Regions from separate parts of the Homo sapiens genome. Here region 1 is linked to region 2. Evidence: read pairs that join two places in POLR2A ChIA-PET (ENCODE). Cell type or tissue: GM12878. All regions are shown on one strand. Links, peaks and the distances in the headings refer to the core of each region. The heading gives the core; the rest is flanking DNA. Region 1 overlaps CHGB (chromogranin B). Region 2 overlaps SHLD1 (shieldin complex subunit 1).

Region 1 (17,332 bases), core at 3,053-11,052, 140 kb after region 2:
GTGGTACAATACTTACAGATCTCTTATGTAACAGAATATTTTAAATAAAAGTTTATATTTTAATAGCAGCTAAAATGAAGACATAATCTTTTTAAAAATTGAGCTTAATTTGTATATCATATAATCCACGCTTTTAAATTATATAGTTCAGTGGTTTTTGGTATATTCGCAGATTGTGCAACTATTACCACTATCAAATTTCAGAACATTTTCATCACCCCAGAAAGATACCACAAACCCATTAGCAAGCACCTCTCCATTCCCACCTCCCCACAGCCTCTGGCAATGAGACATGTTAGACTTCAAGTAGAGCTGGTAATTTGCAAAATTACAGGGCTGGGGGAAGCCTCAAGAAACCATCTAGCTCATTCACTTATCCTTAAGAACTTCTGAAAGATATGCACAACCTTCTATGGAAGCTATTGTGCACTCTAAAAATTAATATAAGGGAAGTAGTAAAATGATATCCATATTATTCTAGGTAAAATGGTTTCTTTATCTTTCTTTTTCTTTTCTTTTCTTTTCTTTTTTTTTTTTTTTTTTTGAGACAGAGTCTTGCTCTGTTGGCCAGGCTGGAGTGCGGTGGTGCAATCTCAGCTCACTGCAACCTCCATCTCCCGGGCTCAAGCAATTGTCTTGCTTCAGCCTCCCGAGTAGCTGGGATTACAGGTGTGTGTCACCACGCCCAGCTAATTTTTTTGTATATTTAGTAGAGATGAGGTTTCACTATGTTGGCCAGGCTGGTCTCGAACTCCTGACCTCAGGTAATCCGCCAGCCTCGGACTCCCAAAGTGTTGAGATTACAGGCATGAGCCACTGCACCCGGCCGGGAAAATGGTTTCTAAATTCAGAAGAGCTTATTTAACTTATTTTACAGTTATATTTTCAATCCAGTATCAAACCTTAACAGTATTAGATATTAATACATCAGAAGTTGCTCTCAGATTTACCAGATTATTTGATAATTTTTCTACCATTTGATTGCTTTACTTTTAACACGAGCAGTAGGTTTTCTTTTTTTTTCGTATATACCTACAGAGAGCATTAGATTTTCTGTTGTGCCACCTGAATCTTACTGTATGCAAAAGTAAGTTGAACTACTTTAAGGATGACAACATGCCTTTGGCTATTACCTTGTTGTCACAAATTTTACCGGAAAAATACAGAAGCACCTAGATGTCTCACCAAGATGTATAATGTATGTTCAAAAGCAGACCCTAGTTTTTTTTTCCATCAAAAAGAGATCTGAAGAGCCTCAGTCAGAGAAACAACGGTTTCATAAATACAAACCTAAGCTACAAGTTGTCTAGAGTAATAAAAGAAAAATCTTTCTCTGCCCCCAAATCTGGTAACTATTAATACTTCAGCAATACCAGTAGTTAATAAAAACATCTATTTTACATTTGTAAAAAAAAAGGGAAAGTATTAGCAAGAAACTGCATTATCAAGAAGGCTTAGTAAAGCTGCATTTTTTAAAAGTCATCTGATTTATTAGGGGAGTTATTCTCTCGCAGTCATTTATTTGCAGAAGATATTACAGATTTCCAGCGGAAAGAGAAAGTGCTGAAATGGGTGTGTTCTCAAGTAGCCATTTGGAGGATGAAAGAACAGTTGAGTATATTGGACCTTGGGTACCAAAAGTGGGCCAACTGGATCTTGCCTGATAAGCATTTCAGGAGGAACTTGGGGTCTTCATAGCATAACTTTGGGCTTCTTGAAACAGTTGAAGTGATCCCAGATCATGCTTTGAAAAGAAAAATTTGGTAAAGTAAGTAAATGAATAGGTGTTTTATTTCCAGGTTGAGCCCCATGATATGTAATTGATAGGGGGTGGGGAATGTTTAAAGAGGCTTAGAGCAAAGCATTTTGCAAGGAAAGGTCAGGTTGCTGCATTTGAATAGCTTTCATGTCTGATGTCTGAGAACTTGCCCCAGCTAGCTCTACTCTCTTCTCAGGGACTTAGAAGAATTTTCTGCACTAGCGTCTCCTGCTCAGTTGCCTGCTACAGGAATGCCAGGAGAACTGTAGAGATGGACTTACATGTAAATGCTTTGGGCTGTTCTAATAGAAAGGGCTTAGAACAAAGTCAAAGTGAAAAAAGAATCAAAGCAGCTTTGAGACAGAAAAAAAATGGCACTGAAAAATTAAAATTACCTGAAGCATTTTTGAAGAAGACAAAGCAACTTCAAACACTGTTTTAAGATAGGCGGAATCCCATGAAATTTTATTGAAATAAATTAAAATTTTTCTTTTAAAATATTCTTATAAACCAATGGTTAAACACCAATTTGCATAAAATATTATGGACTTGATGCTGTACTAGGAGGGTTAGATATCTGCCATGTTCTTTACATGGTTGCAAACAGTGTGGAGAAAGAGAAACACAATGTTGATACGGATGCATAAACGAGCTTGTTCAGGCAAAGGCCTTGCGGGTGAAAAATGAGGTAATTAATTATGGAAGACATCCATAACCATGTTTTTGTCAAGGAAGTAAGTTTTGGGAGGATATATTTTTGGAAACAGAGATACGGAGAGAGAGCCACAGATCTTTACCTATTTGGGGTAGGCAGAGAAGGACCAAGGAGGGCATTCTTGTTTTATTAGACTTAGTTTGGTTTAAACTTTTTTTTTTTTGAGACGGAGTCTGGCCCTGTCACCCAGGCTGGAGTACAGTGGCACGATCATGGCTCACTGCAACCTCCGCCTCCTGGGTTCAAGCAATTCTCCTGCCTCAGCCTCCCAGGTAGCTGGCGCGTGCCACCACGCCTGGCTAATTTTTTGTAGTTTTAGTAGAGACAGGGTTTTGTCATGTTAGCCAGGTTGGTCTCGATCTCCTGACCTTGTGATCCACCAGCCTTGGCCTCCCAAAGTGCTGGGATTACAAGCATGAGCCACCGCACCCAGCCCTAGCTTAAACTTTTAATTGAAATAAAATATATAGAAAATGGAACAGATCATGAGTATACAGCTTAATACGCACACCTGTGTAACCAGCACTGAGATTAAAAAATGGGACATTTCTGGTTCCCCAGAAGTCCCCTCCTTGTCTGTGGTCTAGATTTGATTTATACCGGATCTAAAATAGCATTTGTTTCCAAATATATTTAAGACATTGCCAGGGGAAAAACAACAACTAATGTGGGGTGATTTTGTCAGTTGGGGTCACACAGCTTTCAAAAACCAACTCAAGTCATTTTCCATTCTTTTTCTCCTTCAAAGCTGTCAATTCCATGCCAGTGGATAACAGGAACCACAATGAAGGAATGGTAAGTTGCAATGTCAATCTTAGAATCTAGACTTGTGTCTAGACTCTAGATTCTCCCAGTCCCTATTATACCAAACCAAACACACGCATGACATAATCTTACAAAGCCAGGTTTTCATTGCTGACAGAATGTGAGCAAGGGATGCCCCTCCTGCACTGAGCTCCTATGTCCTGTCAGGATGGTTTAGCACCCCTGAGGATAGCTGTGCCATTGGTTCAGAAATGGGTGTTTATTTCCCTTCTCCAGATAATCCCAACTCAGTGCCTTCTTGCATTATTCTGTGTAGAAGTTTGGAAGATTTCATTCTGTTCCTGTAAATCTGTATCTCCGCCCTAAGAATACTGCATCAGCCCAGGTCACGTAATCAAGTCTTCCTTGACAGCAGCTCTGGGTTGAGTAGTCTGTCATCCAGTGATACCAGCTTCTCCAACCTGCTTTCGGGTTTCCCCCCAGGTGACTCGCTGCATCATTGAGGTCCTCTCAAATGCCTTGTCGAAGTCCAGCGCTCCACCCATCACCCCTGAGTGCCGCCAAGTCCTGAAGACGAGTAAGTGTCCCACACGGCAGGCAGATCTTGGTCACTGCAGTGATCCTTGTTCCTACTCCCTCCACATCACCTTCTACTTTATCTACAAATGACCTGGGGGCATAATGCACTAGGAAGAGTATTGATTGACTAGGCCAGTATCTGGGAGACAGAAGATATGACTCCTAGTTCCTGCTTTACCACTTCGCAGCTGTGTGACTATAGGAAAGACAGTTTGCCTCTCTTTTCCTCAAAGTAAAATGAAGGAGTTGAACTCAGTGATAGTCTTTCAGATGTCTATCCGTTCTTAAATTCCTTAGTTCCATACTTTGGATTTTTAGAACCGGACTTCCTTTGGGTGGAGGGGGTTTGGGAAATGCTGGTTTGTGATTAGATGAGGAGGGGGGTTATGGAAGTGTTGGACAATGACAGAGGGAGATTTAAAAATCATTCTTCTCTTTGCCTTTTGCTCTTCTGACAGTGAGAATCAGGAAGCTGAGAAGCAAGAAACTTAGAAAGGTGACTTAAAATTCTGGCCTATTTACACAACAAATTAGCTAAGATATTTTAATGTATAGCTTACTAGAATAGAAGGTGCCACCAAATGGTACCAGGAGTTCCAGGCCTGAGAACTGGAAGGGTTTCAGGTAGAGGCAGTGCATTCCAGTGAGGCAGACTAATGGCTTTCTGAGTCCAGCCTGTGAAGTGTTCTCAATATGAAACCATTTCTGCTGAAAATAAAATTTGAACAGTAATATAAGCAGTACCCATTGGAAATTGACATTATGAGGTCAATTTTACAAAACTATGCAGTCTCTGTTATGCATGAAGCCACACTGATTCAAACAAATCCAGAAAACACTGCCCTCTTCAACACTGTCCTCTGCTTTTAAACTTTTAGTCAGGCTGGGAACAGTAGATTTTATCTTATTTTTTCACCTTTAAAAATCTTTCAGGTGGGCATAGTGGCTCACACCTGTAATCCCAGCACTTTGGGAGGCCGAGGCAGGTGGATCACCTGAGGTCAGCAGTTTGAGACCAGCCTGGCCAACATGGTGAAACCCTGTCTCTACTAAAAATACAAAAAAAAAAAAAAAAAATTAGCCAGGCATGGTGGCAGGCACCTGTAATCCCACTACTCAGGAGGCCGAGACAGGAGAATTGCTTGAACTTGGGAGGCAGAGACTGCAGTGAGCCAAGATTGAACTCCATTGAACTCCAGCCTGGGCAACAAGAGTAAGACTCCATCTAAAAAAAAAAAAAAAAAAAAAAACTCTCATTGCCACCAGCCTGGCCAATATGGTGAAACCCCATCTCTACTAAAAATACAACAACTAGTTGGGTGTGGTGGCGGGCGCCTGTAATCCCAGCTACTTGGGAGGCTGAGGCAGGAGAATCGCTAGAACCTGGGAAGCAGAGGTTGCAGTGAACTGAGATCGTGGCATTCCACTCCAGCCTGGATACAGCCTGGGTGGCAGAGTGAGGCTCCATCAAAAACAAAAACAAAAACAAAAAAAACACCAAATAAACACCTCTCGCTGCCAGACAAGACTCTCTTGCTATAGCTATACATGAGCCCTCATGCATGAAATGGTAAAAAGCAAATAGTGATTGGCCAAAAGAGTAACCTGAGGCCAGGCGCAGTGGCTCACACCTGTAATCCCAGCACTTTGGGAGGCTGAGGCGGGCGGATCACAAGGTCAGGAGATCAAGACCATCCTGTCTAACACAGTGAAACCCCATCTCTACTAAAAATACAAAAAATTAGCCGGGCGTGGTGACACACGCCTGTAGTCCCAGCTACTCAGGAGGCTGAGGCAGGAGAATCGCTTGAGCCCAGGAGGTGGAGGTTGCAGTAAGCCGAGATTGCCCCACGGCATTCCAGCCTCAGTGACAGAGCGAGTCTCTGTCTAAAAAAAAAAAAAAAAAAAAAAAAAAAAAAAAAAAGAGCAACCTGAATTAATTCAATCTTTGGGGGCTTCAGGTAACAATGGTAGCTGTGGGGGCCTGAGCCTTTAGGGACCCTAGAAACAGTGGATGGAAGCTTTCCTACCACTCCCAGCCCACATACCTCTTTCTGAGTTTCTTTCCAACTTCTTTTTTCCAGCAGTTACAGGAAGTGAGTAAGAGCAGAGTGGGTCACTAGGCAGAGAGTAAAGGCTGCTCCTTTTGGCAAACCCATCTTGGTATCTCCCTTTCCCTTTCTTTGTTTACTAGACCAATGCAAAAGTGAGGGGCCTGTCCCATCAGCTCACTAAAGAACCACAGTTGCTTAGGAAAAGTTGCCTATGCCTGCCTGCCAAGATCTTAGCCCTTAGATTATGGCATAGTAACTCTAGCCTCTGCTCCAGCCCTGATTATGCCCTGAGGTCTTTTGGTGTCTGTTGAGAGAGACGTAGGGAAACTGGGAAAAATCAAATGTATCTAAGGATCCTGGAGATGTTATACCCAGAGAGTGACAGAATGCTGAGATGGCGAAGGTTTAAGAGCTCTTCTGTGGTTGAGCCTTAAACACCAGGCAGAGCTAGACAGACAAATAACACAAAAGAGTAAGGCAGGACAGGAAGTGACTCACAGACTGGAGGGCACATGCCTTTTCTGAGAGGGAGCAGGTAATTCTCAGCTCTAAACCCGTTATGGAGAAATACAGACTATGTTGTCAAATCTTGGGATTTTTCAAAAGAAGTTAAAATTTTGATTTTTAAAAGACATCTCCTGGTATTTTCATATCGCCTCTGAATTCAGATGTACTAAAACTGCTGTTTAGGTCAAACAGAATTTACCTCTGATGCACCAGTTTGCAACTTTTATCCTATTCTAGTTCTCTCTCTCTTGTTGGCATGTCGTAAACTGATCAGAAGACTGGTGGAGCTTTTGCCCAACTGGTTGGATGAATGCCTTTATACAGCCTCTGTTCCACCCCACGCCCATCTCCACTCCCACTCCTACTTGCATGTCTCAGAGTCAGCATATACTCACTGAGCAAATGAGTATTTGGGGAGTAGGACAGAATCATTGTTTTATGGATTTGAGAGACCTCAGGGAAGACGTAGTCTAATTTCTTCACAGGTACAAGAATCTCTTTGACTAGGGTTGATCTGGTCATCCTTACAGCATGACAGATGCATTTCCCTGTTTTCGCTTGAAAGTAAGTGTGAGCTTCACAGCTTGATTTTACAGCTTGACAGTGAGTGTGTGCTGCTATCACAGCCTCTTCCAGGCCCACCTGCGGGGCTTAAAGCTAAATTTAGTAGGAAGAGCTAAGCCTCAGGCACATGCTGCTCAGGCAGTACATATTTAATTGGGAAAAAATAAAAATACTTCTGTTCCTGACACTTAAGACTCACAAACCAGTAGGCAGTAGGAAAGGGACCACAGTGACTCGGCCCCTGGAGGCTGAGATCTTGTCTGATCAGCTCTATTTCAACCAACTCTCAGAATGACATCAGTATCTGTCTGTCTTAGTCAGCTTGGGCTGCTATATCAAATACCATAGATTGGATGGCTTAAACAACTAACATTTATTTTTCACAGTTACAGCAGTCGGAAGTCCAAGATCAGAGTGTCTTATGAGGGCCCACTTCCTGGCTTGTAGATGGCTGCCTTCTGTCACTGTATCCTCATCTGGTGGAGACAGAAATCATCTCTTTCTCATATCTCCTTTCTTAGGGCACTAATCCCATTGTAAGTGCTCTACCTTGATGACCTAATTACCTCTCAGAGGCCCCCACCTCCACGTGCTATCACATTGAGGATTAGGGCTTCAACATTTTGGAATCACACAAACATTTAGTCAATAGCACTGCCCAGAGCCACCATGCTTCCCTGTGCCCATCTGGCTAGCCATGCCCCAATGCTATACACACCACCACTGGCTTTTAAGAGGCAAAGAGACTGGTGACAGATGGGCCTTCTCTCAGATGTCTGGAAAAGGCCAGGGACATTTTCATTGCCTCATAAACATGAGAATATTATTATCATGCCAGACTGGACTTTAAACAGAGAGGTACAGAGAGTCCACTATTTCTTGGACATTTTTACAAAATAAATAATTTTTTTCCATTTTGCAAATATCATTTCAAAATAACTTATCAGTGCCACCCAATAGAAATATAATGTGAGCCACAAATATAATTTCAAATTTTATAGTAACCACATTTAAAAAGTAAAAAGAGACAGGTGGAAATTAATTTCAATAATATATTTTATTTTTATCCAATTTTTTTCTGATATATAATTTTATAAATCTGATCTATTTGAAATATATATTATCCAATACATCCAAAATATTATTTCAACATATAATGATATAAAAATTGTTGAGATTATTTTACATTATTCTTTATTCTCAGAAGTCTGATGTGTATCTTACATATATAGCATGTCCCAGATCGGACCAGCCACATTTCAAGTGCTCAACAGCACTTGGGCTTATGGTGCCTGCAGTGTAGACCCAGAGCTGTCAGTGGCCTTGGCTTCAGGCATTTTATCTGAACTCTGTGACATAGGTTGAAATCCAAGCCCTCCCAGCTAACAACTGAGACAATGCTAACTGCCTATCTCCTTTCATGGGGTGCCCTTGAGTTAAGGAGGACTTAGTAAAGGAGCTATTGATATTTGGAAAAGATGGACGAGAACAGCATTCAATTAAAATATCAGTTATACCATGTACTCTGACTCTGGAAACACAAAGATAACTCACTGTGCTGAAGTCTGTCCCCAACATCTGAGAACATGTTGGGTGGATGGAACCTGAGTGAAGAAAGAAATGGCCCTTTCCACTGATGTGCAGTTTTCTCAGGCAAGAAATGTACACCCTTATCACCAGCTACTAAGTTATATATCACATACTGCTAGGTTGAGCCTACAGTTGATTGGATAATAAAAGTCTGATATAAACTAATAATTTCAAATGTTTAAATCCTCCTTTGAATCTTGATATTTCTTATTTTGGCTAGTTAACTATCTAGCTGGATTATTGTTAGAGCCATTCACATAGTGCTAACTTTTTAACTCCTACTTGAAGAAAATATGGAAAGAATGGTCTTGGATTATACCATGCTGAGTCTCAATGTCTGCAAAAAGAAGAGGTTGGACTGGATTAGATGAATTCTAAGATGTTTCCTGCCTCTAAATTCTAATATTTCATAAATCTATATCTCGATTTCAGTTTGATCATTGGTAGTACCAATGAGAGAAGCTGGCTGGGCATTATGAAGACATAAAAATATAGACAGTTTATTACCAGATTTAAACACAGTCAAGGAGCTTTCATAGCATTTACTTTCAAAAGGAATCTGAGTATATTCTTCATTAACTTAAATAATTATCCAAGCAATTTTCAGTGTCATCAGGATTTGTAGTGATTACTGAGGCTGGTGCTTGTGGAACCACAAGCAATTCTGAAATTATACCTACTCTTCATTTTCATTATAGGTAGAAAAGACGTCAAAGACAAAGAGACAACTGAAAATGAAAACACAAAGTTTGAAGTAAGATTGTTAAGAGACCCAGCTGATGCCTCGGAAGCCCACGAGTCCTCCAGCAGGGGAGAGGCAGGAGCCCCAGGGGAGGAGGACATCCAAGGCCCAACAAAGGCAGACACAGAGAAATGGGCAGAGGGAGGCGGGCACAGCCGAGAGCGAGCGGATGAGCCCCAGTGGAGCCTCTATCCCTCCGACAGCCAAGTCTCTGAAGAAGTGAAGACACGCCATTCTGAGAAGAGCCAGAGAGAGGATGAGGAGGAGGAGGAGGGAGAGAACTATCAAAAAGGGGAGCGAGGGGAAGATAGCAGTGAAGAGAAACACCTTGAAGAGCCAGGAGAGACACAAAACGCTTTTCTCAATGAAAGAAAGCAGGCTTCAGCTATAAAAAAAGAGGAGTTAGTGGCCAGATCGGAAACACATGCTGCCGGGCATTCTCAGGAGAAGACACATAGCCGAGAGAAGAGTAGCCAGGAGAGTGGAGAGGAGACAGGGAGCCAGGAGAATCACCCCCAGGAGTCTAAAGGCCAACCCCGAAGCCAGGAAGAATCTGAGGAAGGTGAGGAAGATGCCACCTCTGAGGTGGACAAACGACGCACGAGGCCCAGACACCACCACGGGAGGAGCAGGCCCGACAGGTCCTCTCAAGGAGGGAGTCTTCCCTCTGAGGAAAAGGGACACCCCCAGGAGGAATCTGAGGAGTCAAACGTCAGCATGGCCAGTTTAGGGGAAAAGAGGGACCACCATTCAACCCACTACAGGGCTTCAGAGGAAGAACCTGAATATGGAGAAGAAATAAAGGGTTATCCAGGCGTCCAGGCCCCTGAGGACCTGGAGTGGGAGCGCTATAGGGGCAGAGGAAGTGAAGAATACAGGGCTCCAAGACCTCAGAGTGAGGAGAGTTGGGATGAGGAGGACAAGAGAAACTACCCCAGCTTAGAGCTTGATAAGATGGCACATGGATATGGTGAAGAAAGTGAGGAAGAGAGGGGCCTTGAGCCGGGAAAGGGACGCCATCACAGAGGCAGGGGAGGGGAGCCACGTGCCTATTTCATGTCTGACACCAGAGAAGAGAAAAGGTTCTTGGGTGAAGGACACCACCGTGTCCAAGAAAACCAGATGGACAAGGCAAGGAGGCATCCACAAGGTGCGTGGAAAGAGCTGGACAGAAATTATCTCAACTACGGTGAGGAAGGAGCCCCAGGGAAGTGGCAGCAGCAGGGAGACCTGCAGGACACTAAAGAAAACAGGGAGGAAGCTAGGTTTCAAGATAAACAATATAGCTCCCATCACACAGCTGAAAAGAGGAAGAGATTAGGGGAACTGTTCAACCCATACTACGACCCTCTCCAGTGGAAGAGCAGCCATTTTGAAAGAAGAGACAACATGAATGACAATTTTCTCGAGGGTGAGGAGGAAAATGAGCTGACCTTGAACGAGAAGAATTTCTTCCCAGAATACAACTATGACTGGTGGGAGAAAAAGCCCTTCTCTGAGGATGTGAACTGGGGGTATGAGAAGAGAAACCTCGCCAGGGTCCCCAAGCTGGACCTGAAAAGGCAATATGACAGGGTGGCCCAACTGGACCAGCTCCTTCACTACAGGAAGAAGTCAGCTGAGTTTCCAGACTTCTATGATTCTGAGGAGCCGGTGAGCACCCACCAGGAGGCAGAAAATGAAAAGGACAGGGCTGACCAGACAGTCCTGACAGAGGACGAGGTATGGTCTAGGGCTTCTGTTTAAAAGTACTTACTCTGGTCAATGTTAGCACATTATGTTCAAGACTATCCGATATTCACGGGGAGAAATTGGTGGGAATTAATCACTATGAAAATGGTGCTCTAGTAATGGAGTGGAGGCCACCTTGGGGGTCGGTTTCCACCTACCTCTAGCCATCGTCCACATCCTTGTCCACCTCACTCGGTTGCATTGCTTCTCAACCTTGTCTGCACACTGGGGTCACCTGGAGAGCGTGAAAAATTACTGTGTTAGAGATTCTGTCTACTTAGTTCCTAGGGTGCTGCCTGATCATCAGAATATTTTAAAGCTTCCAGATGATTGCAGCGTTCAGCCAACGTTAACAACTGCTGTTCTGGTATCTTCCCCTTGGTCCTCTTATTGTTCATCACTCTCTCCCTGAGGCAGGGAGAATAGGTGATAGAGAAGTTTACTTGCTTGCCTATTTAGTTTGCTATCTTTATTATTTCATGCCCTACTGCCATCAGAAATTTGTATCTGGGAGAGGTAACACTACTGGAGCTGAACCTACCCAAACAATGTTTTTTTTCCTAATATTGATTATGTAGGTTGGTGCTTCTCAAAGTTGAATGTACATTAGGATCATGAGGGATTCCTAGCCCCCAGAGTTCCTCATTTAGTAGGTCCCAAGTGAGACCCCAATATCTGCATTTCTGACAAGTTCCTGGCTGATGCCACTGGTCAGGGGACCACACTTTGAGAGTTACTGAGGTAGGTTGACTAATGCAGCTTCTAACATGCCTAAAATTCCCCTTTGCACTCATGCTCCATCAAACTACAGCAAAAGAAATTGGTTCGGGACCTCATGCCTCCACTTTTCTGTATTTTCCAGAAAAAAGAACTCGAAAACTTGGCTGCAATGGATTTGGAACTACAGAAGATAGCTGAGAAATTCAGCCAAAGGGGCTGACTGTCATTGGAGCGGTGGGCACTGTTAAGAAGCAGCCATCACATGATCTGTTTTTCACCACTTCACTGAAAGACACCATTTATCTACCCAAGGGCAGAAAGTAGAACTTACTATTCATTAAATGTTTGACACAATTGGAATTGTCTTTAATTTCTGTCAGAATGCTATTGAAAATGTGAATTGCATGACTTGTAGCATATTCTTTTCTGCAAAATAGACATATTAACATGCTTATGACAATGACTGTGCTACTGTCTTTGGAAAAATGTTTGTCTCAGTTGGAAATAATAAAAGATTCACCTGAGACCAAAAGCTTCATTGTTCTCAGCTTCTTTTGGGCAAAGAGAGAGGTGTGTGACTTTTCAAATCTATTCTTTGAAGTAAATTGCAAAAGATGGCCCTAGGATTTGTTGGGTTTTGGATGCATAATAGAATAAAAAAGCAAACCTTTTGAAGTAATGTGCAGGATATAAAGAGAAATAGATTAGAAAAAGACATCTACTCCCCCATGCTGAGAGAGATTACAGGGGCTTGAAGAACCTGTTTCAAAAACAATCATAAGATATTACTTTAAAAATTCCTTTATCTAAAGAGCTCTACAAGTAGCCAGCCAAAGTTCATTTTTCAGGGCTGAGAAGAAAGCTTGGATAATGGGAAGAATTCCGGGGTGGGAGTGAAAACATCTGGATTGTCAAGACAGATCCCTGGCCCCTCAGATCTTGTCTGATTTCTACTCCTTAAGAAGATAGAGGCAGCTGGGTGCGGTGGCTTACAGTTGTAATCCTAGCACTTTGGGAGGCCCAGGCAGACAGATCACGAGGTCAGGAGTTTGAGACCAGCCTGGCCAACATGGTGAAACCCCATCTCTAATAAAGATACAAAAAAAAAAAGCTGGGCATGGTGGCGGGCACCTGTAATCCCAGCTACTTGGGTTGCAGTGAGCGCAGATCAGGCATTGCACTCCAGCCTGGGTGGCAGGGCGAGACTCTCTCAGAAAAAAAAAAAAAAAAAAAAAAAAAATATATATATATATATATATATATATATATATACATATATATATATATATATATAGAGAGAGAGAGAGAGAGAGAGAGAGAGAGAGGCTAGGCATGGTGGCTCACACTTGTAATCTCAGCACTTTGGGAGGCCAAGGCAGGTGGTTTGCTTGAGCTCAGGAGTTTGAGACCAGCCTGGGCAACATGGCGAAACCCCGTCTCTACAAAAAATTTAAAAATTAGCCAGGCATGGTGTTGTGCGCCTATAGTCCCTCCCTACTCAGGAGGCCAAGGCGGGAGGATCACTTGAGCCCTGGAAGTTGAGGCTGCATTGAGCCGAGATCGTGCCACTGCACTCCAGCCTAGGTGACAGAGTAAGGTCCTGTCTCAAAAAGAAAAAAAAAGGTAGAGCTTTTACTCTGCTGACTCTGTTACTAAGTAGCTCTGACTTTGGGCAAGTTACTTTTCCTCTCTGAACCTCAAGATCATCAATGAAATAAGATATTTGTCTCATTGAGTTGTTACAAGGATGATAGAGTTGATGCAAAACAGAGCAGTGCCTGGTGTATATCAACGGCATAGGAAGTGTTAGCTGCTGCCGTAATCATTCTTGCAGCTTCTTAGGACAATACAGTTGGACAATTCCCCTTCTCCCTTTTTTTACCTGTCATTTAATTCCTCACCCTTGGTGGCTTCTACTTGGTTGATTTCTACTGTTTTCACAGTTTTGGTAAAGAGTTATTCTCTGGAAGGTGGTGCAGAAGAGAGTAAGACCTTCTCTTTACTCTCTGAAGGTTGGATAATTAAGTCTATGGAATAAACTGACCGTAGGCAGATTAACAGGAGAAAAAAACATTTTAATTACATGCATAGGCCCAGGAGTCCCACACAATAGAAGACTCAGAAGGGCCAGATGATTGAAGTTTTTATAGCATCCTGAGCTACAGAAGAGAATAGGGGGCTTGGGGTTCCTGGGGGACACAGTTATGGGAAGGTAGCAGGAGGAATTGTATGATAAATAAAGGTTGTGTTGTTATGCAGATAAAATCTCTCAGGTAATCAAAGTGATCCAGCAGCCTTCTTTTTTTTTTTTTTTTAAAAGCTTAATGAAATTTTATTTTGAAAATATGGCAAAAGTCTAAGGCACTTCAAATATTTAAATACATGTAGGACCAAAGTAAATGTGACACAGTATAAAGGAATCCATAAATACAGAGAACTACACTATATTTCTCTAGAGGCAAATACATAGCCAATTCCTCTAACACAATTCAACCTTTATCATTAGATACAGAATTGTGCAATTATTAACAAAAATATGATAATGTTACATGTAGTTCTTCATGTCTTTAATTAGTATGAAATATAAAAGTTGAAAATACTGTGCCAATTTCATATACTCTTTTTTTTTAAAAAAGTCATATTTACATCTACCTAGATGAAACCAAATGAAAATATTTTCTTTTGTAAGTTTCATAGTTTTTGAGAGTTCTATCTAGCCCAGACTGAAGTTACTGATGATCAACTTTCTTACTTTAAAATAATACAAGAAAAATCAACAAAACTGTGCTGGGATGGAATTTTGGAAGAGCTTTCTAATGGTGCCACATTTGGTAAATATAAATATTTGTGGAAAAATTTTAAAACGTGATGCCAATGAGAACCTGACACTTCTCTGTGGTGGTGGTCTGGGAGTGGAGAGACGGAATAGAAGGTGCCCATTCAGGTCAGGTCAGGTCACAATTCCCTATGGCTGTACATAACAGAGCAGAGACTCAACAGCAACACAGAGTAGGTTAAAGTGCACCGTACGCAGACAGAAGATGGCCAGAAAGGAGGCATGTGTGCCCAGGCTGGCAGTCTCTGCACTGTGAAAGCTTCAGTCTTTAGCCCTGGGCTTTATGCTTCTGTTTGCTGGTGAGCTCAGGCACAATGCATATACATTCAGTGTCTGTCATTCCAACAGGCACAGTTGGCAGCTTAATGGTGGCATTAAAATGGAGGGCTATTTGCATACAATCAATCAAATGAAACTCTGTGGCTTCATTCCAAGCCTAGGGGTGCCCGGAGACTGAGCTTTTGCAAAGCTGATGTGGGCATACAGAAGAACAGTGATGCCCTTGTGCCCCACTTCCAGGGCGATCGAGAGCATGGTGCTGCCATCATTGTCCTGCAGGTGGACGTTGCAGCCCAGCTGGGCCAGCAGCAGCTTGATGATCTCCATGTGCCCGTGCTTGCTGGCACAATGAGGACCATGGAGCCCTTGTCGTCCTGGAGGTTGACCTGAGCCCCACAGGCCGGCAGACCATACACCATGCCGATCTGCACAGTAACTGACTGCAGCATGAGGGCCATCTGCCCCAGCTGACTGGCTTTGAGGCTCACCTTTCAGCCAGAGTTCTTCCCCAACCTGCATGTCCTCTGCTTCCGCAGCTGCGAGGGCCGCCAGCATGATGAAGGTATAGCCCCTTGTTCTGGTGATCCACGTTACACATGTGGGTGTCCAACAGCAGCTTCACAATCTCAAAATTGGAGTGGGACATGCTGTAATGGAGGGCTGTGTTGCTGTTGCCATCTGCCAAGTTGATGACCTAGTAGAGGGCATCCAGGGAGGTAGCCTCAAAAGCAGCTCTGTAGTCTCCCAGGGTGGCTGCAATGGCTAACTTCTGACTGGACACGCAGAACCCCTTGTGCTGGAGGGTGTTCAGACAGAACCTCATATCTTTGCTGGTCACAGCTTTGGGGTCATTTATATTATTTTTCAGTAAGTTGCAAGCAGACAACATTTTTTCACTTAATTTATACCTCCCTCTGATTTTCACCTTCTCAGGTTCACGTTCTTGAAACTGCATTTCATCTTCCACCCTGGCCAACTTGAAACCTTCAATGTTAATGGCATGGTGCCCTTTGGCCATTCCCCAAGTGTCTTCATCCTCGTCTTCTTCAAGAGGATACTACTCAATGACACTCAATGACATCACACTCGTCATCTGACTCAGAAGAAGAGCTTTCATCTGTGTGAAAATCATCACTTGAAGTTGTTGCATAACCTCCATTAATGCCAACAAACTGAAGATTCTTTTTCATGCCATTTGAATCTTTGTTACCATCTTTCTTCTTCATAATGGGCTCCAGTGTACTTTCATTGTTTGTGCATATGGAGGCCAGCGGCCATCTGGTTGTCTGTCAGGTTCACTAGAGACCATGTCCTTTCCTGAGCGGGGAAGGCATCCTGGCTGCTGACCAGCTTTCCTTCTGAGATCCCTACCTCTGAGCAGCCTTCTTCCTGATACAGATACTTTACTAATGTAGATTTCCTTTCTAGATGTACATTTCCTTGTAAAAAGGACAGCTTTTTAGAGCCATTCCTGTGTCTGTAGTTTCTCTGAATAATCAGCTCGAAATATGCCAAAGAGGTATATTTTTGGGTGGCACATTGTGGTCTCCTCCAGTCATATTTTGGGATGGTGTGGGCCGAGCCCCAGCAGAGGCAAAAATAAGACTTAAAATCACGTAGGACTTTTATCCATCAAGGAAGACCTGGTTCTCCTCCTCTTGGCTAAGTCAAGAATTGCCTGTGCTACTTAACCAGATTCTTTTTAGATGAACTCTCTGTGACATACTTTTCCAGGAGCATTGCTGCTTTGTCATATGGGGAGCCCATCAGTGCTATAAATCTGATGGCAAATTTTTCTAAACCTGGACACACACTTCTAGAAGGTTTCTTGCTATCTCTCTGCCTGCATTTTTTTTTTTTTCTGGCCATGGGATTGTGACTGCCTGTTTGTAAAGGGCAGTGATGGGGGTGTGAGGAGGGGAAGGCTGCTGGAGGAGGTAGCTCTTATAGTGGACAAGGGGGGTTGGTAAATACATACCATACTAGTTTTCTGGGGCTGCCATAACAAATCACCACAAAACGGATGGCTTAAAACAAGAGAAATTTATTCTCTTACAGTTTTGGAGGCCAGAAGTCCAAAATCAAGGTGCTGGCAAGGCCATGCTCCCTTCAAAGCCTGTAGAGGAGGATCATTCCTTGCTTCTTCCTGGTTTCTTGCTTCATCCTTGCTTCTTCATTCCTTGCTTCTTCCAGGCCTTCCTTGGCTTGTGGCAGCAGAGCTCCCACTGCCACCTCTGTCTGCACATGGGCACTCTCTCCCTGTGAGTCTGTCTGTTAACATGGTGTTCTTCATCAGGACACCAGTCATATTGAATTAAGGACCCATCCTACTCCAGTATGACCTCATCTTAACTAATTACATCTGCAACCACCCTATTTTCAAGTCAGGTCACATTTACATGTATTAGGGGTTGGGACTTCAACATGTTTTTTTTCTGGGGACACAATTCAACCCATAATAAAGCAGGCCAGCACCCACCCCCCTCAGGTG
Region 2 (8,000 bases), core at 1-8,000:
TGTAGACAGCCACCGTCTTCCTGTGTCCTCATATGGCCTAGAGAGAGAGCCTCTTTCTCATGTCTCTTATAAGGGCACTAATGCCATCATGAGGCTTCCACCCTCAAAACTTAATTACCTCTAGCTGGGCACAGTGGCTCATGCCTGTAATCCCAGCACTTTGGGAGGCCGAGGCGGGTGCATCGCCTGAGGTCAGGGGTTCTAGACCAGCCTGGCCAACATGGTAAAACCCTGTCTCTAATAAAAATACAAAAATTAGCCGGGCGTGGTGGCAGGCGCCTGTAATCCCAGATACTCGGGGGCCTGAGGCAGGAGAATCACTTGAACCCAGGAGGTGGAGGTTGTAGTGAGCCAAGACCGCACCATTGCACTCCAGCCCCGGCAACAGAGCAAGACTCCGACTCAAAAATAATAATAATAATAAATAAGTAAGCATAAAAAAAAAGCATTCACATTGGTTTACTCATCCTACCCCATGGAAGGCTCTGGGTGTGATAATTGCTCTCTGCATACTCCACACTGCAGTGTTTTAGGGCACATTAATAGTGATCACTCCCATTTATTGAGCATTTACTACCTGTCAGGTTTTATACTGTCAGGCTCCATGCTAAATATTTCACAAACATCATCACTTTTTTTTTTTCTTTTCAAGACAGAGTCTCACTCTGTTGCCCAGGCTGAGTGCAGTGGCACAATCTCGGCTCACTGCAACCTCCACCTCCCTGGTTAAAGCAATTCTCCTGCCTCAGCCTCCTGAGTAGCTGGGATTACAGGCGTGCACCACCATGCCCAGCTAATATTTATATTTTTAGTAGAGATGAGGTTTCACCATGTTGGCAAGGCTGGTCTTGAACTCCTGACCTCAAGTGATCCACCTGCCTCAGCCTCCCAAAGTGTTGGGATTACAGGTGTGAGCCACCACACCCAGCCCAAACATCACCACTTTTAATTCTTATCACATACCTGAGAAGTGGAAATCATTCCCATTTAATAAGTGAGGAAACAAACTTGGAAAAGTTAGGAAACTTTCCCAGTGTCACTTAGCAAATGACAGAGCTGACTGAATCCAAAGGAAATGTTTCACTTTTTTTTTCTTTTTCGAGGTATGATCCTGCTTTGTTGCCCAGGCTGAAGTGCAGTATTGTGGTTCCCCTGGACTCAAGCAATCTTCCCTTCTCAGCCTCTGAAGTAGTTAAGACTATAGGCGTGTGTTATCCTGCCTAGCTAATTAAAAAAAATTTTATTTTTTTTTTTTGTTTAGAGATGAGATCTCACTATGTTGCCCAGGCTGGTCTTGAACTCCTGGGCCCAAGCGATCCTCCCGCCTCAACCTCTCAGTGTTGGGATTACAGGCATGAGCCACCACACCCAGCTAAAATCACATTGTTATTGGAAGAAAAAGAAAGCTTTTTCTAACCTGGGAAGTGACCAAGAGGATGATACCACTGAGACAAGGAACTGCTGCAAATAAATTTAGGCAAGTTTTGTTAACTTGATAGAACAAACACTTTGGAGAGGTGGAAGGAGTTTTAGGGAGGAATATTAACTTTTTGATACTATTTTATTCAAACTTAAACATTTTAAAACAATTTTTATTTTGCTGTGCACTCTGCAATTCTGTAGTACTTTTATATGTTTTGCCACAATACCCACTAGGTTTGTTTTTAAAAAGGACCAGGGCTGTGAGTGGTGGCTCATGCCTGTTATCTGGCATATCTGGTATATTATGAGGCTGAGGCAGGAGGATCCCTTTTTCTTTTTTTTTTTTTTTTTTTTGAGACAGAGTCTCGTTCTGTCGCCCAGGCTGGAGTGCAGTGGCGCGATCTCGGCTCACTGCAAGCTCCGCCTCCTGGGTTCACGCCATTCTCCTGCGTCAGCCTCCCAAGTAGCTAGGACTACAGGTGCCCACCACCATGCCTGGCTAGTTTTTTTTTTTTTTTTTGTATTTTTAGTAGAGATGAGGTTTCACCGTGTTAGCCAGGATGGTCTCGATCTCCTGACCTTGTGATCCGCTTGAGAGGATCCCTTGAGTTCAGGAGTTTGAGACCAGCCTGGACAACGTAGCAAAACCCTGTCTCTACTAAAAAAAAATTTAAAAATTAGCCGGGTGTGGTGGTACACACCTGTGGTTCCAGCTACTCTGGAGGCTGAGGTGGGAGAATCACTTGAGCCTGGGAGGTGGAGGTTGCAGTGAGCCATGATCGTGCTACTGCACCCCAACCTGGGCGACAGAGCAAGACCTTGTCAAAAAAAAAAAAAAAAATAAGGACCAGATCACCCAGAGCTTCCCAAGAACTAAGTGAGAATGGTATCTTTCAGCCATGACAGGAGCAGGGAATACACTAGAATCAAATGGAAGCCCAGCCGTTCTGTTATTTAATAACACCATCTCTAGTAGATCACCCTAAGCAGAAATAAACGTGCTCAGGTTTATCTATCACAAAGAGAACTTCATTTTAACATCACTAGGAGACTTTTACACAGCATGGAAGGCTGTTGATTTTTCTGTAAACATTCCAGAGCTACCTTTTGTGAGAAATTATCTACAAAAGTCAGTTAGGAGGCCAGATGCAGTGGCTCATGCCTGTAATCCCAGCACTTTGGGAGGGCGAAGCAGGTGTATCGCTTGAGGCCAGAAATTCAAGACCAGCCTGGACAACATGGTGAAATCTCATCTCTACTAAAAATACAAAAATCAGCCAGGCATGGTGGTGGGCACCTGTAATCCCAGCTACTGGGAGGCTGAGGCATGAGAATCACTTGAACCTGGGAGGTGGAGGCTGCAGTGAGCCAAGATGACACTACTGCACTCTAGTCTGGGCAACAGAGTGAGACTCTGTCTAAAAAAAAAAAAAAAAGTCAGTTAGGAGAGGTTATCACTGGTAATCTTGCTGTTACCAAGCAATGAACTTGAGGTGACAGCCTTAAACTCTGAAGGAGGTCACTGCCCTAACAGCCCAACCTGGTTTACTCCGACCTAACCATTTTCCACCTTAAGTTTCAGAATTGTCCAGGGGCCTGGGTTTTTCATTTATAAGTTGAGTCCATTTTCTTTTCCATGCCTCTTGTTCATAGGTAGCTGTAGTTACGGGTTCTCTCCCCATGGCCCTTCAGGAGGCTCTTGCCGACATTTTAATCTAATTCTGATGACTCTGGATCTATTGTTTGCTCAGAGACATGCCCACCTTTACACTAATCTCTACTGGGCCACCATTCTATCTCAGATTCTTAACACCTCCAGTTCCCAAGCCAGTTTGATGTTCTCTCTTGCTTACTTGCTGTTATGTGTTGTAAGGAAGTTGATCTTCCAGGGATTGGGAAATATAGCCAAGGTTTCCAGTTGGAGGGTCATTCAGGGTGACTCACCATTGGTCTCTGCCCATCCTGGTATTTACTCAGTGAGGCACACACTGTTGGCTACCTTCATGTAGCTTGTGCTTGGCTCAAAATAGAGTTGACTATCTCAAGAACTGGCAGAGTATGGCAGGTTGCTTACAGCTGAATGGGGGGTCTAAGGGTGAACTTGGGACCTGGCTCCCCCAGCTACTGGGTGAAATAGAGCCAAGCTTTGGTCATTAGGATTCATTAACTTGGCATAGTTTTTACAATTTCTGTTTTTTTTTTTTTTTTTTTTTTTGGAGACAGAGTCTTGCTCTGTCACCCAGGCTGGAGTGCAGTGGTGCAATCTCAGCTCACTGCAACCTCTGCTTCCCAGGCTCAAGTGATTCTCATGCCTCAGCCTCCCTAGTAGCTGGGATTACAGGGGTGCACCACCACACCCAGCTAATTTTTGTATTTTTAGTGGAGACAAGGTTTTGCCATGTTGGCCAGTCTGGTCTCAAACTCCTGGCCTCAAGTGATTTGCCCACCTCAGCCTCCCAAAGTGCTGAATTACAGGTGTGAGCCAGTGCACCCGGCTTGACTGTAAGAGTTCAGTCATATCATCTGTTATCAAATTCTTCAGTCAAAATCCAGACACAGAGTTGGCAAGGGGTTGGGGTTCACAGTGGAGGCGTGGCGTAGTCTTCTGGTGGCACAGCACAGCCCAGCAACAGGCACGCTGGAGAGAATACCCAGAAATCCAGGCAGGTGGCAGGCAGTGTGCAGGTGCCTTCTCAGTGAGTAGCAAGGTCCCAGCTTCCAGGTTGGAGTCAGTGTCACAGTTCTAACCCCTGGAAGAGTAGTAGGCCAAGGAAGGGTGACCTTAGATTTAGGATATAGCAAGGACCGCTGCAAAACCCAGTTACAAGAACATGGGCCCAGGCTTAGGCTTAACTTGTGTAAAGGATTCCCCATTTCACCTTGCAGCTGCCCCTGACCATGGGCCTATCCCTGCCCTGCTTTTCCCAGCCAGGCTTTTTGAAGGGGCTGCCTGCCTTCCTCCTCACTTCTTCATCTCAGGATTGCTCCTCATTCCCAGGCACATGGCCTCTACCTCCATTCCCCTCTGGACTAAGCCTGCCCTTACTCAGATGCCAATGATCTTCCCTAGGAGCCAAACTGGATGGACGCTTCTCTGTCCTTTTGCTATGTGCCCAACTGCCGCATCACTGTTCATACTCTGGAGGAGCAAATTAGTAGCAAGGACATGAGACTTAAGAGCACTTTCCAGAAAACTACTGGGCTGATAAGAATCTGAGAGTGTTAGAAAAACCTCAAAAGCCTTAGTCATTCCAGTATGAGTATGTAAAGATGGGTAAAACTAGGCTATATATGTCTAATAAAGACACAGTCCATCTGGCCTGAAGTTCCCACCCAGCCACTCCTCATGAAATGATGGTAAAATAAACAACTTTTCACTTAAAGCAGGTGCAGGATTATAAAATCCTCCCCTCAGCCCTTCCTAGTGAGATATGGCAGAAGACCTGCTACTGCCAAACAGGGCTTCCTGAGAGCGAGTGCAGAGGCTCATGCCTATAATCCCAGCACTTTGGGAGGTCAAGGTGGGAGGATTGCTTGAGCCCAGGAGTTCGAGGCTACAGTGAGCTATGATTGTACCACTGCACTCTAGCCTGCGGGACAGAGTGAGACCCTCTTTCTAAAGAAAGAAAAATATAGAGTGTTCCTGGAACACCTTTTCCATAACATTCTTCTGTTTAGGTCCCTTTGAGATGTCATATTACACTACTTTTGTCTTTAGACTGAGTCTCGCTCTGTTGTCCAGGCTGGAGTGCAATGGTGCAATCTCGGCTCCCTGCAACCTCCGCCTCCTGGGTTCAAGCGATTCTCCTGCCTCAGCCTCCTGAGTAGCTGGGATTACAGGCACCCACCACCCTGCCCAGCTATTTTTTTGTATTTTTAGTAGAGACAGGGTTTCACCATGTTGGCCAGGCTGGTCTTGAACTCCTGACCTCAAGTCATCCGTCCACCTTGGCCTCCCGAAGTGTTCGGATTACAGGTGTGAGCTACCACACCCGGCCAATCTTACACTACTTCTTTCCTTCCAGCTCCAATCAAAAAGCTCCTCTGCCTTGTTTTCGGGACTCTGTGTAATCTGCTGCCTGGAATATTTGTTCAAAATATTTAATAACCAATACAGCAGTATTGCAATATTTCAACAACCGGCACGACTGTACAGGTGCACACGAGCTGAATAGAGGCCCCTGCTGCTGTCCAACTGCACATTAACACAGGCCTGCCAGTCCTGTCGGGCTTGCTTTTAGGCTGAGCCAACTGTTAATGTCTTAGCTGCATTGTTCCCCTCTCTGGAATGTGCCCCCTCCTCCCTGGTCAACTCCAGTCCACTCCAGAGATGGCTGAATTGAATCCATTAATTAGTCCCAGGTACAGACTTGCTGCTGGACTTGAACACCCTGTCTGTTAGATACTTGTTTTCTTTCTCGTTTGCTGCTTGGCTCAAGGGAAGCACAGAGTATACAGAATGGAAGAGCGGAGTTAAGAAACAGATGATCTTGGTTAAACCTCTCAAAAGCAAGATCACAAAGGTCACCCGAAGGCCCAGTCCCACATGTACTGCTAGAGCTTGATAAACTCTGGGTAGCTCATGTGGCGTATCTCACCTGCACCCTCTGGAACCTTTGTCCTGGAGAGCATCCAAGGTACTTTCTAATATAGGACAAGGAGTTTTCTCTGAAGTCGTTGTTAGACATTAACAATACAGATGTAGGAAATATCAGCCCTTTCCTCAAACTTGAACTTCTGCCTAAGAGCAGTGTCGGGGAAATTGGTTGCATGTAGACAGCAAATTGAATGTTAAACACAATAAGTCTTTGATGATTAAAGGCCATAGCTGGCAGGCAGTTATAAGTTTAAAGTAAATAGTGATTTAATGCACCTTTAGTCTTATTCTGGGAATCTGTCAACATCCCACTCTTCAAAGCCCATTTTGTAACTTGTGTATTTAGGCATTTCATCCAAGGAATTTAGTATTTAAGAGTAAAAAAAAGTTTGTTGTCTTCCTCTCTATAATTCATATTTCTTTGGAATTCTATAAAATTTTATTTCCAAAAGGAATGAATTATAAGCTCTTAGATAAAAAAACTCAAAATAAAATTTATATACTAGTTGTCAAATTCTTGATGTGTTGTTGTAGTTTTAAAATAGGAGTCAGGGTATATTTTAGATATATACATAAAATGCTAAAGACATTTTATAGTTGCATTAAGTGATATCCAACCTAGTGGCTAATACCCAGTCACTAGACCAAACCTGAGATACAGAGAGTATGGAGAGGAAAGGAAAGAAGGGAACAATGGTTATTGAACCAATTCTCTGAGAAATAACTGAGGACACAATTGGGTACATTTTATCAGATACCAAGTAGATGGGCTTTATTTGGAAGGTTTGGGTATTCTGTGTGGCAGTGCTTCTCTGCTTTTGTTGCCTCTTCCTAGATTTGGGGTTTTTGTTGTTGTTGTTGTTTTGAGACAGAGTCTCACTCCATCACCCAGGCTGGAGTGCAGTGGCAAGGTCTCGGCTCACTGCGACCTCCGCCTCCCAGTTTCAAGGATTCTCCTGCCTCAGCCTCCCGAGTAGCTGGCACTACAGGAGCCCGCCACCACACCCGGCTAATTTTTGTATTTTTAGTAGAGACAAGGTTTCACCATGTTGGCCAGGCTGGTCTCAAACCCCTGACCTCAGTTGATCCACCTACCTTGGCCTCCCAAAGTGCTGGGATTATAGGCGAGAGCCACCATGCCCAGCCTCCTAGATTGAGTTATGCAGATTCAGCTATCTAGACTGGATTTTCAGCTCCAGAATCGGATTTTGAGCTCTTTGCATGCTGCTGTTAGAAGGCAGCAGTGAATTTTAATTGTATGGCCTGAGGCGTGAAGGATAAACCATAAGTGTATATGACTGAGGCTCACAGAGTTAGAGAAGGTTACAGTCTCCGAGCTGGTGGTTCCTCACAGCTCTTTAGGAACTACAAGTTTGAGATTGAGTGGGGTCATGAGCTTGTGGGGCCCTGGATGCTCTACCTTATGCATCCAGGCAGGCATTCATCCAAAGAAAGGGTGCCAGAACCAGGAGGAGTTCGAAAACCACTAAGCGGCCGGGTGCGGTGGCTCACGCCTGTAATCCCAGCACTTTGGGAGGCCGAGGCTGGTGGATCACTTGAAGCCAGGAGTTTGAGACCAGCCTGGTCAACATGGCAAAACGCCGTCTCTACTAAAAATACAAAAATTAGCCAGGTTGGTGGTGTGAGCCTGTAATTCCAGCTACTCAGGAGGCTGAGGCAGGAGAATTGCTTGAACCCGGGAGGCGGAGGTTGCAGTGAGCCGAGATGGCGCCACGGGCACTCCAGCCTGGGCGACAAAGTGAGACTGTCTTAAAAAAAAAAAAAAGAAAAAAGAAAACCACAGAGCCCAGCTAATCCTCTCATTTTCCACATGGGGAAGTTGAATCCCAGGATAATGAAGAAAATCACCCAAGGCCATGTAGTAACCTGGCAACTCCTATTTTCTGGGTGACCCTCTGTGCAGACTAACTGTAACTTCTCTATCCCTTCTTTAAAACTAAAAAAGTATAGTTCTCTATAA

What was found. Peaks named below come from ENCODE experiments on the same cell type or tissue, not always from the same donor. Only the 100,000 strongest peaks of a DNase experiment are listed, where the experiment ranks them.
Region 1: POLR2A ChIA-PET joins it to region 2 with 10 read pairs; 7 of 35 experiments call an interaction of 5 or more read pairs at or near these places.

Annotation. Positions count from the first base shown.
Region 1 is chr20:5,913,104-5,930,435 of GRCh38, forward strand. CHGB (chromogranin B) reads left to right here. Exons shown (of 5, transcript NM_001819.3): 2 at 3,223-3,269; 3 at 3,723-3,816; 4 at 9,232-10,997; 5 at 11,869-12,250. The coding sequence ends at 11,946. It also overlaps the pseudogene KANK1P1. Among named protein-coding and RNA genes, the nearest start is that of CHGB, 10 kb to the left of the region's middle. RefSeq lists an enhancer at 10,707-11,906. In GM12878, for the core only: no CTCF peak of the experiment used is centred there; no DNase peak of the experiment used is centred there.
Region 2 is chr20:5,776,359-5,784,358 of GRCh38, forward strand. All of the region lies in intron 2 of SHLD1 (shieldin complex subunit 1), which reads left to right. Among named protein-coding and RNA genes, the nearest start is that of SHLD1, 30 kb to the left of the region's middle. In GM12878, for the core only: no CTCF peak of the experiment used is centred there; no DNase peak of the experiment used is centred there; H3K27ac peaks cover 497 bases.